Linked DNA regions of Homo sapiens: region 2 is linked to region 1. A link is an interaction called in ENCODE POLR2A ChIA-PET data of the cell type or tissue named here. Cell type or tissue: PC-3. All regions are shown on one strand.

Evidence for each region. ChIA-PET counts read pairs that join two places held together with the same protein. Peaks named below come from ENCODE experiments on the same cell type or tissue, not always from the same donor. Only the 100,000 strongest peaks of a DNase experiment are listed, where the experiment ranks them.
Region 2: POLR2A ChIA-PET joins it to region 1 with 22 read pairs; 1 of 35 experiments calls an interaction of 5 or more read pairs at or near these places.

The regions. Positions count from the first base shown.
Region 1 is chr6:55,634,139-55,638,138 of GRCh38, reverse strand. It overlaps a transcript of HMGCLL1 not described here. Among named protein-coding and RNA genes, the nearest start is that of HMGCLL1, 57 kb to the right of the region's middle. In PC-3, no CTCF peak of the experiment used is centred here; a DNase peak (open chromatin) is centred at 1,568; H3K4me3 peaks cover 472 bases; H3K27ac peaks cover 2,155 bases.
Region 2 is chr6:56,345,370-56,349,369 of GRCh38, reverse strand. It overlaps a transcript of COL21A1 not described here. Among named protein-coding and RNA genes, the nearest start is that of COL21A1, 100 kb to the right of the region's middle. In PC-3, no CTCF peak of the experiment used is centred here; a DNase peak (open chromatin) is centred at 1,659.

The DNA of each region.
Region 1 (4,000 bases):
AGCTATAACTTTTTATTTCTAATATCACCTTGTCCCCATCCTATTCTGCCAGTTTGGTTTATTATCACAATTGCAATGGAGACTTAATTTTATCATTTATTATAGCATCAAATTCTAGGGTCACAGCTATTTAGATCATGTTCAAAGTGAGTTTTGTAGTTTCAACATTTGACAGTAATATGGATAATACAAATTATGTTTTGGGCATCCATTGTGGATCTTCTCTTACATATTTTCTTAGTGCCCTTCCTCTTGGATTTACAAAGCCACTGTTGTGACAATGATTTAGTCTTCATTCTCTAATGAATAATTCCATTAAATATGCTGTACATACATGTATCTATGATATCAATTTAATGCTGATGGGAAACACACACACACAGACACACACAGACACATACACACACACACACACACACACACATATCAAATTATAGAAGGAAGACCAGGGGAATGTATATAATTTTGATGTTCATGCTGAGCATTCACTATTCTAGGAAGAATACAGGAGGCCTATGACTAGATATGATCTCTACTCAGAAGAGTGTATTAAATGAAATTAAGAGAGACCATTGTTTTGGATTGAGCTTATACACCAGGCCCTAACAAATCAAGCCAAGTCAAAAGGGAGTTGCTGATGTTAAATGCCACATAATCGAACTGAAACATTAAGAAAGCAAATAAATCCCAAAACAGACCAATTTTTCGTGAACATGAGATTCTAGTCTACCACAGCATAATATGTTATTCCCCTCAGCTTTAATTATTATAAAAAGTAACCCGAAGTAACCTGATGTTCACCAATGTTGGTTTTTGTTTTTGTTTTCTATATTCTGCTTCCTTATCACCACTTTACAAACCCTATAATCTACCATTGCTCAGAGGGAGCTCTCATTTTGTTCTGTAGAATGGAGACTGTGCCGATTTATGAATCTCAAATAAAAGCTCGTCAAGTCTATAGCTATACTGTTGTTATTTTCTCTTTGACAGATGTATGCTAGTTCCTTGGCTGAAACATCTTAAATGGTAATAAGGTATTTCGAAAATAGAAGGAATTCCTTGAATATGTATATCAAAAATAATGCTCCATTTGTTTTTATTTTTTAGCTGGCTCTTTAAAAAGGCAATCTTCAAATGTATTGTGTGGAGGAAGTAATTTTATTATCACACTTATTTAGACTTTGGAGGGACAACTAACTCAAGGTTTTAAAAGGTTATATCACTGCAGGAAGCCCTTTGTACCGTCCTATACTCCAGGTGGGTCTGTCAGAAGTGAATAATGATACCAGGAACTCTCTCTTCAATCTACCTTTTTCACAGAGCTTGTTTCATTTTATTAAATTTGTTAAACAGTTCATCACTTTGACCCTAAACTTTTTTCTTTATTATTATATAGATTTAAAAGTGATACCATTTTGCCTGTAATTGCAATGAGAAAAATGCATGGGGGACCTGGTGTGAATGCAAGATGCCTCCTTTGTTTGCACTCTCCAGAGGCATATTACTCATATGTTAGTTTAACACATGCCCACAGGCAACAGCTCATTGCTTAGAGTTAAGAAATATGAATCCTTACACTAAGCCATAAGTTATTTAGCTTACCAGCAATTGAATTTAAAAGATTTAGGTTGTGAGTCCAGCTGTAACACTGGAAACAAAGCATGTATAGTAATAAGGACATATGGAAATTTGAGTGAGTTGCCACTGGTATAGCCAGGAAACTTAGACCCTTTGTTCTTAGTGAGAACAAGTTACTGTACATTTTACTCATTTTTCATATTAACCTTCAAAGTTCTGTTGATGTTCCATCTTGATCTTTACCTGAATGTTTACATATACCCTCCATAATACTTGCAGGATATTTTGAACACATCAGCATTCAAAATATGCTTTAAAATGTTGGCTTTTTTTCTAGTTTAAAATGTTTTTAATCATTCCTTAATTATATTCCCTTTTGAGGTGGTCTCTACTTTATTAATATGTGTGTAGGACTGGGTTCTGTGTGATGTCCTAGGTCATATTATTAATCACTTGTGAAAATGAAACAAGTACCCTAAAATCTAGTGCTATACTTGATCATGAGACTGATATTTTCAGTGTTTCAGAGTGGAAACACCAGAGGTTCATTATGCTGCTGGAGGACTTCCAGCTACTTCTTATTAGGCTAATATCTGGGTCAGAGGGTGGGCGATGCTGGAAGACAAGACTGGGTTCCCAGAGCAGCTTCTGTGTTCAACTCTCATGGCCGCTACCAAGTGCCCAGAACTTTAACTCTACTTCTCTGGTCACATTTTTTATTCAATGTCACTATTCTTTGTGTTCAGCAATGGCCAGCATCAATAGGGCTGGAACAATGAATTTTTCTTTTATGCCCTCTGTCCTACCACTTGAGCTCTCTTTACTCTTTCTTTCTTGTCCCATTCTCATAGTGCTGTCATAAAGGAGAAATCCTGCTGAAGGTGCCTGGCAGATTATTCAATATAATGCAGCACCTTCTCCACAAACTTAAGCGAAAGCAAAAATCAACTATCAGTAAGAATGGCATCTAAATGATGACTAGCTTGCACCTTGGACAGACAGTATATAGTCTTTATTAATTTGTAAGCTAATCTGTTCAACTACAGAATATTAAATATAATACATATGAAACTTAATCCCTTGTTTGTAGGTGGTATATTCCATTAAAATAAAAGAATTTTTTTTTTTATCTAGAATTCTTGGCTTGGCCCTCAAAACAGTCAGGTCTTGGCCATAACTAATTTTTGACAGTCCCTAGTTCTGCAATGTTTCATACTAAGGGTTAGGGCTTGACCCGATGGATGTTTCTCTTAGTGATATAAGTGTGTATAATTCAAAGCTAAGTTTCAGTTGTCTATTTACCCTACCATTAGATATGGACAGAGAGATAAGCTTTACTTTAAATAAGTTCCATATATACTTGATTTTTTCTATTTTTGTTGTCATGGGCATATGATTTTTTTTTTCTGTAAGTTACTCAGAGCTCTTGAGAATGACATGAAAAACATCTATACGAATCAGGTCATTTTGTCTGTCCAGACAATATAGTTCTAAGTGTTTTGTCTAAGTCACTTTATTTTCAGTTTATAGGCACATCCAACTGTCCTTTAGGGAGATTTTGAGTTTTTATATTCAGGGATTTATTTACTTGAAAAATCAAGATGAGTGTGCCTTAACCAATAATAAGCTGTCTCAGTTGCTTTTAGAGTATTTAGAAATCCTTTTCTTTAAATTTCTTTTATAGAGTACGATTTTCCATCCTCACATTAAGCAGTGTTGATTTTATTCACAAAAGGCCCAATTAAATAGTGAGCAAAGGAAGTAAAACATCTTCTAGAGACTAAAATTCTCTTCTGAGGGATCTTCTATTTCCAAGATTTGAATAACGGACCAAATATGGGTGAATAATTTACTCAGTGTGCCACAAGGGTTCTTATTGTTTCAATCAAGTAAAGTTCTAAGAATTTGGGAAACATATTAACAGACTGATCTATGTGGGAAAGATATTTGATGTGTACATATTCATTATCATGGACATCTCAACTGCAGGAATGTTGGGAAGAAACATTTTAGTCATTTTAGAAATGTCATTTATCACTTCTGGTTACCAGGTTAAGATCTTTCAAGTCTTTTCTCCAATTCCTCTTTGTCTTAAATTCCTGCTGGGTTCACAGTAGTCGCCTTGAAGAAAGAGTGCTAAAGTCAAGTAGCAAAAGCTTACTCAGGGATTCTGAGGTTTAAGACATATAGTGTGCATGCTTTTTCAGATCTTTCTTTCCTGTTCATTTCTTATTACTCTTGCTGGATGTTGTGGCTGAGCAGATGTTTTAGCAAGCATTCCTCCCCATGCCCCTCCACACACATTTTCAGCAAAGACCTAAATCTATCAATTTTATTAATATCTGTCATCTGGCTAATGACCTCCCTGCTCTCCACTGCTGGTTGACACTTTGAATCAAGAACACCATTTTGCATTGTATTA
Region 2 (4,000 bases), 710 kb before region 1:
GTGGTTAAATTTTTTTTTTTTTTCAGGGGGGCGGGTCTTTATGGTTTAGCCAAGCTTTCTTTATTAAAAACATACAATTAAAAGAAATGTGGTTTCATTTCTTACCTCAATCCGTTTTACTTCATTTGGGTTGTTCAGTATTAAGTTGTCCAACCATAAATTTCCCGTCTCACTAAATTTATTTTATCAGTGCAGTGGATTATTTTCAAGGTTCATTTTCCTAGTGCCCTAGCCAAGGCCAGAAAGAGGGTATTTTAAATTTCTCTTCTTCAGAAGCTATTCTTTGCTCTTTTCTCCACTTTAAGGACATTTTTCCCCTTTAGGAACACTCTAAAAGGAAGGTCAGTGTTCTGTCCTAAGTGACAGAGACATGTTTAGCATCTTCATCACTCAGTTTAACCTGTCTAAACTTTCACATTGAATTTTTACCCCATCTTGGTCCATCTGCTGCAAATTAAGTGGATACACCTATCCCCTTTGCTTTTTCAATTTCAAAGATAAATGATGTGAGGATTCTAATGATACATTCTGGCTAAAACAAGAAAGTCCACTTATATAGGATTGGGAAAGATCCCACTTCCTGTCTTCACAAAGGAGGACAATTGCCCTGTTATCTAATCCCAGTGTTCTGAGAGAGGCTGGCCCCAGCTTGAACAGAAAAGCAGAAAAATTTGCTTCCCCTTCCTCCCCTCACCTTTTGGACCAGGATTCTTTGTTGACTTCTGTTATTGGCTCTTTCTGGTCTCCCAGCAAGTTGTCGTCTCCCCTTGGCCTCTTTTGTTGTCCTAGAATTCTTCCCAGCCACCTTCCCATGCTACAGAAGAACCTCTCCCTCCTTATTCTCATTTTACCAGAAATCTTACCTCTGCTGGAAAAATTTCAGTTGATGGCCAGGTGGAGCTGAGCCTGTGTTTCCCCTAAGACTCCTGTGCAGTAGCTTATGTGGAAAGTGTTTCCAGGGGACAAAAGTTGGGGTAATGGAGAAAGTGAAATGAAAAAGAGGAAAGGGCAATTCAGAGGTGTGCCCTGAGTTGGTCCCCACATATCCTGGAATTTTCACTTCACTGAAAATCCTTTCTCAACTCACCGAGCCACAGCTATGTGCCCTTATGTCTCTACTTCAATATGATCACCTCCCTCTCTGGACTCTTAGCTTCTTAAGGGAAGAAAGCAGATTTCTCCATTGTGCCCTTCCTACATGCTAAAGCACATGGCCCCATGTAAGTACTCAGAAACGACATATTTGTTCAATAAATGAATGAATGAAGAGGGCCCTCTCTTGCTGCTCCAATCACAACAATCATGTGACTGCGTATTCCTCCTCTGTATATGCTGGTCCTGCCTACTCCTGTATGTAGTAATGTGAGCCATAGTGAGTGCATAAATGAATGCACAAAATAGAATATGAAATGATAATATTTTTTAAATATTAAATTGATATGTTTTTAAATTTCTTTAACTTATAATACTTCTCAGCTACCTGTACATAGAATCAATGGGTTTTGTTATTTCTGAAAAATAATAGATACTCCTACTCCAGAGCAGAGAAGTTATTTTTTGGTTTTGGTTCTCAGAGCTGACATTCTTGAATCTTTAGTAATACAATGTCTTATCATCAGAAAGAGATTTTCTAAATCCCAAAAGCTTCCCTTTACTCATCAAGAGTCAGCCTGATTCAAATCAGAGTTTAATTGCAATGAGTGGGTTCTGACCCTGGTTGTGTATCAGAATTACCTGGGGAGGCTTAGAAAATACTAATGCTCAGGCCTTACTTCTAGAGACTCTGATTCAATTATCTGGTCTGAGATGTAGTTCAGGTAATACTGCTTTGCTTTTTTTTTTTTTTTTTTTTAAATGCTTCCTAGGTGATTCTAATGTGCAGCCCAATAGGAGAACACTTCTGTAAACTGTATTGTTTGAAGGCTGGATAAAATGACTTTTGGTAAGACCCATTGCATGCAGGAAGGATAATAGAAGACCAGGGCAAGGAGATCAGACAGGAATGACTTGATTCCCTTGTGAGAGTTGAATCCCGGTGAGGGGGTGGGAAAGGGCCAGTAGGAACACCCAGAAAGGTTGGGGGATTCCTGGTGTGGGTCTTAGGCATGGCTTCTCAGGTGTTTCACAGGAGACTCCCAAGCCACAGAGGGAAGCCATGAATTCAATATGGTGCTGAGTATAGGGCTGCCGGGAATGTCTGGGGAATGTCTGAGGAATGTGACTAAGTAGATGGACCAGAAGGCAGCCCGACAGAGCGCATCATTCTTCAGTTTGGTGCAGCAAAGGCAGCTGAGTGTTCCTGGGACCCAAAAGCAATGCAGAAGTTGTGGTAGACTGTTAACTGGATAGACCTGGAGTTGAGATGGGGAGACTGCTGAGTGCAGGGGCCTCCTGCAAGAGGCTGTGGCAGGGACTGCTGAGTGCTACAGCGAGTGACATCATGACACCCAAGAGACCAGGAGGGACAAGATCCTCGCAGAGGATAGAGGCTCACCCACTGGAGACCAGCACAAACCTGAACATTGTTTTTTGCCTGAAACTCCATCTGCTGCTACCCTGAGTATAGGAATGCCTCCCTCTGCGTTCAGGCATGACTCTGAGAGGAGCGGTACAGCTCTCACTGGGAGGTGGAATTTTGAGTGGGATTAATATTCATTCCAAATCAACTTAGGCCAGTACACACTGTTTTACACCATACTGAACTACTTTTTATTTTTTAATGTGTTTTTCTTCTGCTATCATTGAAAGTAGGAACGAGAGGGCTTATAATAAAGAAAGCTATGCTTCTTGTGTGTTTGGATTGTGGTATGTAAATTTGTGATATGCTACAAAGAATATAAGAGATGAGTTTAAATATTGACAAGGTAGAGCCAAATAATTTCTCAGTACTATTTCACATAAAGTAGCTTTTAGTACAACAGAATGATATTCAGTAGTAAAAAAGAGACTGCTTATTGCTATACCTGCAACAACGTGAGTGGAACGCACAAACAATGAACAAAAGCAGCTAGACCCAAAAGAGTACATGCTGTATCAATCCACCAAATAAATTTGAGGAATAGGCAAACCAATCTATGGTCAATAGACAAACCAATGTACAGGATTAGAAGTCAGAGTATCAGCAATTGCTGCTGGTGGGGGTGTAGTTATTGAGTGAATGGTCCTTGAGGAAACTTTCTAGGGTGATGAGTAAGTTCTATATTTTGATCTGCGCATTGGCCACATAGATGTGTACATATGTGAAATGTCATTGAGTTGTCCAATTTGAAATTGTGTATTTTACTGTATATAAATTATAATTTAAAAAATACTACAAAAGGTAGGAGGTAAATGAAGAAAACAGTTCTACTCATTTTTCACCCAAAGACTTGGGCTAAATTGTCAGAGTATAAAGCCAAGTGTTGAAAAGTGAATGGTGACAGATAGAAATATACGTGATGCTTAAAACCACCGAGGGTTGACTCAGTCTGGCCCCTGAGTAGCAGAGAGAGAAGACAGAAAGTTTAGACATGAGCAATGAGGAAAATGTGTTTTACCAGAAGGCCCCTGGGCCTCCTCTGACAACTTCATTCTCTCTTGGAAATTTTTAGATCCCATTATATTACCACAGCATATTTCCAAAACTCTCCTGGAATTGATTTGTTGAAAGACACACTGGCTCCTTCAAAATAAAAACTTAGCTGTCAACACATCCTAATGGCATTTTGGGGGAAGAAAGAATGGTGACATAAGGGGCCCAGGAAGATGTAGCGATCAGGCGTGTGTACGTTCTGAGTCCTTGGGAAAGCTGCTTCATTTCATTGTCATGTAGTGGGAAGAGCATTGGTTTCAACATCAAAAACGTCTGAGTTCAGCCACTGACTTCTCCATTTCTATCTGGGTGATCTTAGAGAAGCTACTTGATTTTTCAGAACCTTTGTTTCTTCATCTATAAAAAGGAGATAATTCTTGTACAGATAGTACTATGAATATAAAATTAGATCATATATGGGCACTTGGT